2 separate regions of the Homo sapiens genome follow, and region 1 is linked to region 2. The links are chromatin contacts, found by Hi-C or POLR2A ChIA-PET in ENCODE. All regions are on one chromosome and are shown on one strand. Each heading gives the region's core, a stretch centred on a gene start or an enhancer-like site at or near the end of the contact. The rest is flanking DNA. Distances are from core to core; before and after follow the strand shown. Region 1 has its middle 34 kb from the start of GMPR. Region 2 overlaps LOC101928354 (a long non-coding RNA gene).

What was found. Hi-C counts contacts between places; a loop is a spot of excess contacts on that map. ChIA-PET counts read pairs that join two places held with the same protein, here RNA polymerase II (POLR2A). Pooled maps may share reads with other maps.
Region 1: a loop to region 2 is called in a pooled map, with 7 times the contacts of the local background. The contact joins two enhancer-like sites. A Hi-C loop is called at or near these places in 1 of 37 single-sample maps with no recorded cell type and 2 of 50 pooled maps. POLR2A ChIA-PET finds 5 or more read pairs at or near these places in 1 of 52 experiments (T-cell).

What each region holds. Positions count from the first base shown.
Region 1 is chr6:16,202,795-16,207,031 of GRCh38, forward strand. It overlaps the pseudogene RNU6-1114P. Among named protein-coding and RNA genes, the nearest start is that of GMPR, 34 kb to the right of the region's middle. RefSeq lists enhancers at 2,731-2,820, 3,031-3,240. Within about 2 kb of position 2,716, at least 9 of the 41 ENCODE cell types and tissues checked have a DNase peak (open chromatin) inside an H3K27ac peak, as active enhancers do.
Region 2 is chr6:14,661,192-14,665,685 of GRCh38, forward strand. All of the region lies in intron 1 of LOC101928354 (a long non-coding RNA gene), which reads right to left. It overlaps LOC102724463 (a long non-coding RNA gene), which reads left to right. Exons shown (of 3, transcript XR_926514.4): 1 at 1-659; 2 at 1,018-1,130; 3 at 3,855-4,072. Among named protein-coding and RNA genes, the nearest start is that of LINC01108, 380 kb to the left of the region's middle. RefSeq lists enhancers at 4-83, 174-293. Within about 2 kb of position 3,065, at least 7 of the 41 ENCODE cell types and tissues checked have a DNase peak (open chromatin) inside an H3K27ac peak, as active enhancers do.

The DNA.
Region 1 (4,237 bases), core at 1,466-3,965, 1.5 Mb after region 2:
TTCAAGAAACCCAGAAAAAACAAAATAATCTTCAACAAAGAACAAAATTGGAGGAGTCACACTTCCCAACTTCAACATGTGTACAAAGCCATAGTAATCAAAATAGTGTGGTCCTGGCATAGGGTAGATGTATATAGATCAGTGTAGTAGAATTGAGAGTCCAGAAATAAACTTTCACATTTACAGTTAATTGACTTTCAACAAGGGTGTCAAGACCATTCAGTGGAGAAAGAATAGTCTTTTCAACAAATGATCCTGGGACAACTGGATATACACATGTCAAAAAAAAAAAATGAAGCTGGACCTGTCTCACAATGTGTACAAATTCAGAATAGAGAAAAGACCAAAACGTAAGAGTTAATCCAATAAAACTCTTAGAAGAAAACAGGGGTGTAAATTTTCGTGACCTTGGACTTGACAATGGTTTCTTGGATATGACACCAAAAGCATGAGCAATTAAAGAAAAAAATAGATTAATTGCACACAATTCAGCTAAAAAACTTTTGTCCTTCCAAAGACACCATCAAGAAAATGAAGAGACAAGCCTACAATGAATAAGAGAAAAAATGTGCAGATAATATTACACGTATCACAGCTCAACACCAAAACACCAAATAACTAAAAAATGGGCAAAAATCTAAATAGACATTTCTCTAAGGAAGATAAATGCATGGCCAATAAGTGCATGAAAAGATGCTCAACATCATTAGCCATCAGGGAATGCAAATCAAAACCATAATTAAATGTCATCTCACACCCATTAAGATGGCTAAAATTTTTATGAAACAGAAATAACAAGTATTGACAAGGAAGTGGCAAAATTAGAACTCTCATACACTGCTCATTGGAATATATAATTAATTGTGCACCTCCATGGAATACTATATAACCATAAAAAAGAATGAGATCATGTCCTTTGCAGCAACATGGATGCAGCTGGAGGCTATTATTCTAAGTGAATTAAACACAGAAACAAAAAACCAAATACTACATGTTCTCACTTATAAGTCAGAGCTAAACATTGGGTACACATGGACATAAAGATGGGAACAATAGGCACTGGGAACTCCAAAGTGGTGAATGAGGATGGGAGGCAAGGGTTGAAAAACTACCTGTTAGGTACTATGTTCAGTATTTAGGTGATGGGTTCAGCAGAAACCCAAATCAGCATCATGCAATATATACATGTAACAAACCTGTACATGTACTCCCTGAATCTAAAATAAACATATTTTTTAAAATAAAATAAAGTGGTGCAGCTGCCTTCGAAAGCAGTCTGGCAGTTACATGAAAGGTTAAACACAAAGTTACTGTATGAGCCAGCAACTCTATTCTTAGGTATATACCCAAAAGAAATGAAAACATATGTTCACACATAAACTTGTCCACCAGTGTTCACAGAATATTGTTCATAAGAGCTAAAAGGTAGAAACGGCCCAAATGTCCATCAATGGACAAATGAATAAACACAGTATGGTATTTCCATATAATTGTATACTTTTTGGAAGTAAAAAGAAACGAAGTACTGATACATGCTACGGTATGGATGAACTTTGAAAAGATTATGCTAAGTGAAGGAAATCAGTCACTAAGTGAAGGAAGCCAGTCACTAAAGACAACATATTGTATTATTCCATTTATAAGAAATGTCCAGAATAGGCAAATCTGTAGAAACAGAGAGTAGATCATTGGTTGCCTAAGGCTGGAAGGAATCAGGGAAGGCCCTGAGGAGTGATGGCTGATAAATAAGGAGTGTGGCAGGTTTCTTTTTTGGGTTATAAAAATGTTTTAAAATTGGTGTGATGATGGCTGCACAACTCTATGAATATATGAAAAGCCACTGACTTGTACATTCTAAATTGGTGAATTGTATGATCTGTGAATTATGTCTCAATAAAGCCATTGGGAGACAATATAAATAAATACAATCCAGAGACATTGTCCTGTGGGTAAATACTAAATAGAATCATTAGGCTGGTCTCTGGATTTGTCTATTCAATGCTTTCATGTTGGTTTTCTTTATCTTCCAGCTCCAGAAAAGGCCTGTAGTTCCAGCTACTGGGGAGGCTGATGGAAGGATTGCATGAGCCTGGGAGGTCAAAGCTGCAGTGAGCTGTGATCGCACCACTGCACTCCAGCCTGGGTGACAGAGTGAGACCCAGTCTCAAAAAAAAAAAAAAAAAAAAAAAAAAAAAAGCAAGCAAGCAAGAAAGAAAAAAGTGCTCGTTTCAGCAGCACATATACTAAAAATTGGAATGATACGGAGAAGACTACCATGGCCTCTGAGCAAGAATGACACAAAAATCCTGCAAAATAAAAAGCCTGAGCAAAGTGACTTGCCCAGGATGCCACAGTTCACAGTGGTAGAACCACAACTGGAAACCAGGACTTTGACTCCCAGGCAGCTGCCCCTTCCACGAGTTCCATGTCCCATGTGCATGCTATGTTTGTACTGGGGTCAATGGCAACCGTCTTATTTGGATATTCTTATTTTCCTCTATGCCCTGAGAAACCTGGTTTGTAGACAGAAAAGGCTGATTTTTTGCTTCTAAAAGCTTAAGTTGACATTTTGTGTTGTTTTGTTTTGTTCTCCTGGCCCAGCCTAACAAGCATTCACATAGTAGACAACACATGCTTGCTGGACCTTACTTCCTGTCTGGTGACCCAGCTCCCTAGAGACTTGAATCTCAAATAAATGTTTCTGTCAGGAGGCTGAGCTCCCAGCTGTGCAAATTGGTCACAGATGTAATTGCATTTGCCCTCTGCCCTGGAAGAAAACATGCCTGTGGTTGGGGGTTTAGATGTCTCAGAATGAAAGACATTACTCCTGACTCTGGGTAATAGCCGTGACGCTCAAAATAAGCTGCCACAGAGACACGCCATAGTGTTGCCAGATGTACAGGGCTGTTGCTACCCAGAATCTGGATCTGCACAGCCAGTTACCAAACTGTGGCCATGTCATTGGCCAATCAGGCATAGTCAAGAACCTAGCTTTTCCACTGGCTCCTCATACTTTCAAACATAACTCCATCCCCTCTTCTCCTCTCCCTAATGCCCACAAGATCTCTGCAAAGAGCTCTAATTCCAAGTTCCCTGAATGGCAGACAATGGCAGCCCTAGGACATCTACACTGCACAGGCTGCAATTGCTAGAATCTAATTAAAATAAACATTGTAACAAGCTGCTGAGCCCCGCCCAGTGCCTCAGGAGTGCAGTGATGTGACACATCTCACTGCAGCCTCCACCTCCCACCCTCCAGCAATCCTCCTGCTTTGGCCTCCCAAAGAGTGGAAACTACAAGTGTGTGCCACTACACCTGGCTAATTTTTGTACTTTTTGTAGAGATGAAGTCTCGCCATGTTATCGAGGCTGGTCTTGAACTCCTGGGCTCAAGTGGTCCACCCACCTTGGTGTCCCAAAGTGTTGGAATTACAGGTCTGAGTTACTGAATCTGGCCAGATAGATATTTTAAACCCAGTATTTGTCTGCCTTTCTTCCTCAGTAGAATTTGAATGTACCAGGTGGCTGCTAGCTACACACCTGTGTAGGATGAGGCTTATCCTATATGTCTGCCCTATTTGTCTTGTTAAATCATATTATTATTCTGAACGCTTTCCTTCTAAAGCAGACAACCAAAGCATAGGGTATTAGCTCTTCTTAGTCCTTTTCCAATCCAAACATTTAGACTTCTTTCTGCTCACCCCTGGGCAGTATCACCCTCATCAATTTCCTCTTAATTGACTAGAATGAATTGTAACTATCCCCATCAGCAATCACATCTGTTAAGGATTGCAGAGTGCCATTGTTGTACGGGAAGAGCATTTCATTTGAGCCACCAAAAATTTACTAACGTGTGGACACAGGGACAGATACAGAGGATTGCAAACTCCAGTTTCTGAAAAACTCGATTCCAAAGCAAGGGAAAAGGTGCCCTCTAGTGGTAAACACAGCACACTACACCACAGCATCCTTATTCCAGACCGGAAGCCTGGCTATTTGAATCCTATTTTCTGTTTCTTCCAGAAACCCTGAGGTCCAGACAGGATGTGACACATGAAGGTTTAAGTGAATTAAAATAGGCTGCTGACATCTAAGGCCAGGAAGAAATAATGAGTACGGATCCACTTTCACTGAGAGCAACCATCTCTGCTAAGCCACTTCTTCAATTTGGTGGCAAGTAACCAACTATCTGGAATGAGCAAGAAATATTCCCTTCCGAATTCCTTGAAAAATGTGG
Region 2 (4,494 bases), core at 1,815-4,314:
CCTGCTTTTGAGCTTACAATGTAGTAGGAAAGATAAACAGAGTGTGATAAGTGACATCATAAAGGCACAAACAAATTCCTGTGAGCACAAAGTGGAAAGCCCCTGAGCTGGAAAATAGCACTGAGGTGGTTTCATGAAAGAGGAAGCAGCAAGGCTGGGCCTTGAAGAACGTGAAGGAGTCACCCAGCTAGAGAGGGCAGGAGGGTGTTCCACGAAGTACAAACATCATGAACAGAAAGTCAAAGAGTGAAAGTGAAGGGAGGATTGGGGAGCAGTGAACAGACAATGTGAGAGAGCTGCGGCACCATGGAGAAGAGTAATGAGAGGGACATCCTGAAGGAAAGACAATATGAAGGACTGTCGATGCCAAAGAAAGGACTTTCAGCCATATGCACGCAATGGGGAGCAATGCAAGATTGTCAACCAAGAGACTGAGGTGACCAGATCTGCTTCACAGCAGCAGCAGCAGCAGTGTACATGGAAGATTAGAGGACCGAGAGAGATGCATGTCAGGAAAATCAGCTAACAGACTCTAAAATAACTAAGACTTGAGAAAGATCTGGATCAAAGCTTTAACAGCAGCAATAAAGAAAAAAGAAGAGACATTTCTGTAATCAGATCTAGAAAAGTTGATGACCCCCAGGATAACAGCCATGAAAGTGAGAAGTGCAGGACACAATGGTTTAAGCTTGGAATCTCAGCCACTCCGAAGTCGCTGAGGCAGGAGAATCACTTGAGCCTAGGAATTTCAGGCTGCAGTGAGCTACCTACAGTTGTGCCACTGTACTCCAGCCTGGGTGACAGAATGAGACCCTGTCTCTTAAGAAAGAAAAGAAAGAAAGAAAGAAAAGAGAATAAGAGTGTCTAGGGTTTCTAACTTGGCCATTTTATCGTTAAGGGAGATAAGTCAAGAATAGGAAAAGAATGTGCATACTGGGGAAGACCATGTACACTAAAAAGCAGAGCTTGTCATCTGTGCTGACTCCTTTTTTCTTCTTGTCTTCTCTACTTCTCAAGGTGCTGCTACCACAAACATGAGGAAACTTCTGTTAGGAGTTCAACCTTCAGAGAGGACAGCTGGCAGTGCAAGATGGTGACAGCCCTGCAATCAGGAGAAGAAAGTCATGAGAGTAAGGAATGATGGAGAGGGATGAGAGCGTTTTCTAGGATTTGAAGAGTTAAGAGACTCTGAATAATTGGCAGGGGAAGCTGGGATGGAGAACAAAGTAGGAGAAGAATCATTTGCTGTGAACTCTGTATTTGGATTCCATTTTTGATGATCTTTGAAAATGGGAATAAAGGATTTGGGTTATTTTTAAATTCCTTTGGAGGCTAGACAGTTTCCCTAAATTCAGCATTCCCTTTGAAACTAGACCGCATGAGTCTCTGGTTTGTGCAGGGTTACCCTGGGTCAGAGTTGCCTCTAGAATAAGCAATGGGTAAGTCCTTGAGCTGTTGGAAGCGCATGGAGTGCCTGACAGTCTTCTGCACATTAGGCATAGGGGACCCTTTTGGGGGAAGAGGATGAAGAATAGGAGGGGTGATGGGAGCATGTTGGGTTGTGCCAGTTTAAAGAGAACGTGAAAAAGATAAGCAAGCAAATGAGGCTGCAAAAGAGGAATCATGGGAGAATGAGGAAAATTAAGTGATCATAGCATCCCTGAGGTCAAAAGAGCAGGGGTTTCAGGGAGAGTGCCAGGGCATTAGTTAATACAAAGAAGAGACCACTGGCTTTGCACCCTGGAGGTCAATGCTATCCTCTTCCTAATCCATTACTATAGAGTGATGGGGACCAGCGTTTGTGTATTGAGGAGATAATGAGAAGTGTAAATGGAAAACAACCAGAAGATAACAAGGATAAACAACTCTTTCAAAAATATAGTCACAGGTCACTTAACAGGACTACATTCTGAGAAATGCACTATTAGACAATTTTATTGTTGTGCGAACATCAACAGAGTAGCTTACACAAACCTAGATGGTGTAGCCTACTAGGCTAGAAGGTGTAGTCTATTGATCCTAGGCTACAAACCTACACAGCATGGTACTGTACTCAATACTGTAGGCAACTATAACACAATGGTAAGGATTTGTGTACCTAAATATACCTAAACATAGAAAAGGGCTAGGTGCAGTGGCTCACACCTGTAATCCCAGCACTTTGGGAGGCTGAGGCAGGCGGATCACCTGAGGCCAGGAGTTTGAGACCAGCCTGACCAACATGGCAAAACCCGGTCTCTACTAAAAACACAAAAATTAGCTGGGCATGGTAGCACATGATTGTAAAATCTCAGTTACTCGGGAGGCTGAGGCATGAGAATTGCTTGAACCCAGGAGCTGGAGGTTGCAGTGAGCAGAGATCACGCCACTGGACTCCAGCCTGGGCAACAGAGCAAGACTCTGTCTCAAAAAATAATAATAATAAATTAAAAAAATAAACATAGAAAAGGTACAGTAAAAATATTGTATTATAATTTTATGGTACCACCATCATATATGCAGTCCATCATTAACTGCCACATCATTACATGGTACATGACTATATTTAATGGCTTAAAAACACAGAGATGTGCAAAATCATTTATGTCCAAGGGTTATTTGTCATAAAAACATAATGTACATAACAAAACTTGGGACAACCTAAAACACCAATACAAGGTATTGGCTAAATTTTAAAAGTGTTTTAGAGAAGCGTATTTAATAGAAGAGGAAAATGTTCACTGTTTAAGTGAATAAAACAAGATACAAAAGGCATATACAGTATGAGTTCAATTTTTTTCATCTATACAATACAGGCATAAAAATATTAAAATGATATATATTTGATAAACTGATAGGTAGATTTCATTTTCTTCTTTGTGTTATTCTGTATTTCTCTAATTTTCTGAGTTCATTTGGATGCTAAAGAATGTCTGTTTTTTTACTTAGGAAGAGAGTGGTTTTTCTGTTTGTATATTTTGGTATATTTTGGTTTGAGGTTTCGGTGGTTTTTTGTTTTGTTTTTGTCTTGAGTGATAGTACGTATATGAGATCATGTACAACTACCTACTGTTGCTCTCTTCCACTGGGATGTTTTTGATGTAATGGCTATGCATCTCGGCCTTGGGGGGCCTAGTGCAGCCTAGTGCAATGTCAAAGGGGCTGTCACCTGGTTCTTGCTGCCACCTGCCTGTGCAGGTGGCTGCTGAGGCAGCCTTTGGCCCACAGGTCCCCTGAGACATCCTTTGCCTCTGTCTGCCTTCCTGGCCCACTGGCTCTCCTGACCAGTCTAAGCACAGATGAGTGGAGGGCGGGGGGAATCGTCCTGGCCTGGCCTGTGCCACACTGGGGCTTGGGAGTTTCTGCAATGTCTGCTGAGGCCCCCCGCCCCCATCCTGGTCTGACTCTGCAGCCAGCTCCAGGAAGTAGAATGCAGGCTACTCTCTCCATAAGATCATGCTTTACCCACTGTCTTTCCTTCTTTCTTAACCCCAGGGAAACCTCATCTAGATTTGAGGATGAGGACGGGTGTAGGGAGCCAATCTCATCCTCTGACATTTCTCCCTAAGGGCGCAGTCCTTTGAAACACGTGTAAGTCAGCAAAAGGCACCCAGGCTATTTGCTTTCCCTCCTACCACATCCGTCCCCTGAGGCAACAAGCATTAGATGGCCTGGCTGCTTTGGGGGAGGGAGGGGCTGGCAAAAGGAGAATGATGGAGCTGGAAGGAGAGACAGAGTAGCCCTAGGTTAACCCTTCAAAACCATTATCCTGATGTGCAGATGTCGACAGAAAACAGCAAGCCTCTCAGTGCCAGCCTGCGTGCTGGAAGTGCACATGCATTATTAATTCACTGGGACATTTTTACCCTTTCCAGCCTGTTTCTCCAGGTTTCCCGCCTCCTTCCACCTTCTGTACAGGACACACCAGTTCCCTCAAGCCCAAAATGTGAGCAGCTGTCATTCTCTGCATAGCCAAGCTCGGCAGTCTGCCGAAAGGGACAAGCCAGTCCCGCAAAGGAATGATGTATGCCAAAAGATACTGCATTAGGATCTTCATTAACTGGAGGGCCAATAAATTTATGAAAATCATGAATCAGTTAATCCATTCCTTACGATGAATAGCTAATTAACATGAGGACAGGGCCTGACCCTTCTATTCATCTCTACTCACTCCTGAGCTTCCTGTTACAGACAGGCTCCAGGGCAGAAAACAGAACCCACATTGGCTAGCGTGTGTTCAGGTGGGTCCCCATGGGGCAAAGCCGAGGGGATGGACTAAACACAACCTTCTCTTAATGTTGGGACTTTCTCTGAGAGTGCATTCTTATTTCTAACTTTTCATTATGAAAATAGTCAAACACAAGTGTAGCAAGGTCTTACAAATTTATGGGGCCGGGTGCGGTGGCCTGTAATCCCAGCGCTTTGGGAGGCCAAGGCGGGCAGATCACCTGAGGTCGGGAGTTCAAGACCAGCCTGCCCAATATGGAGAAACCCTGTCTCTACTAAAAAAGAAAA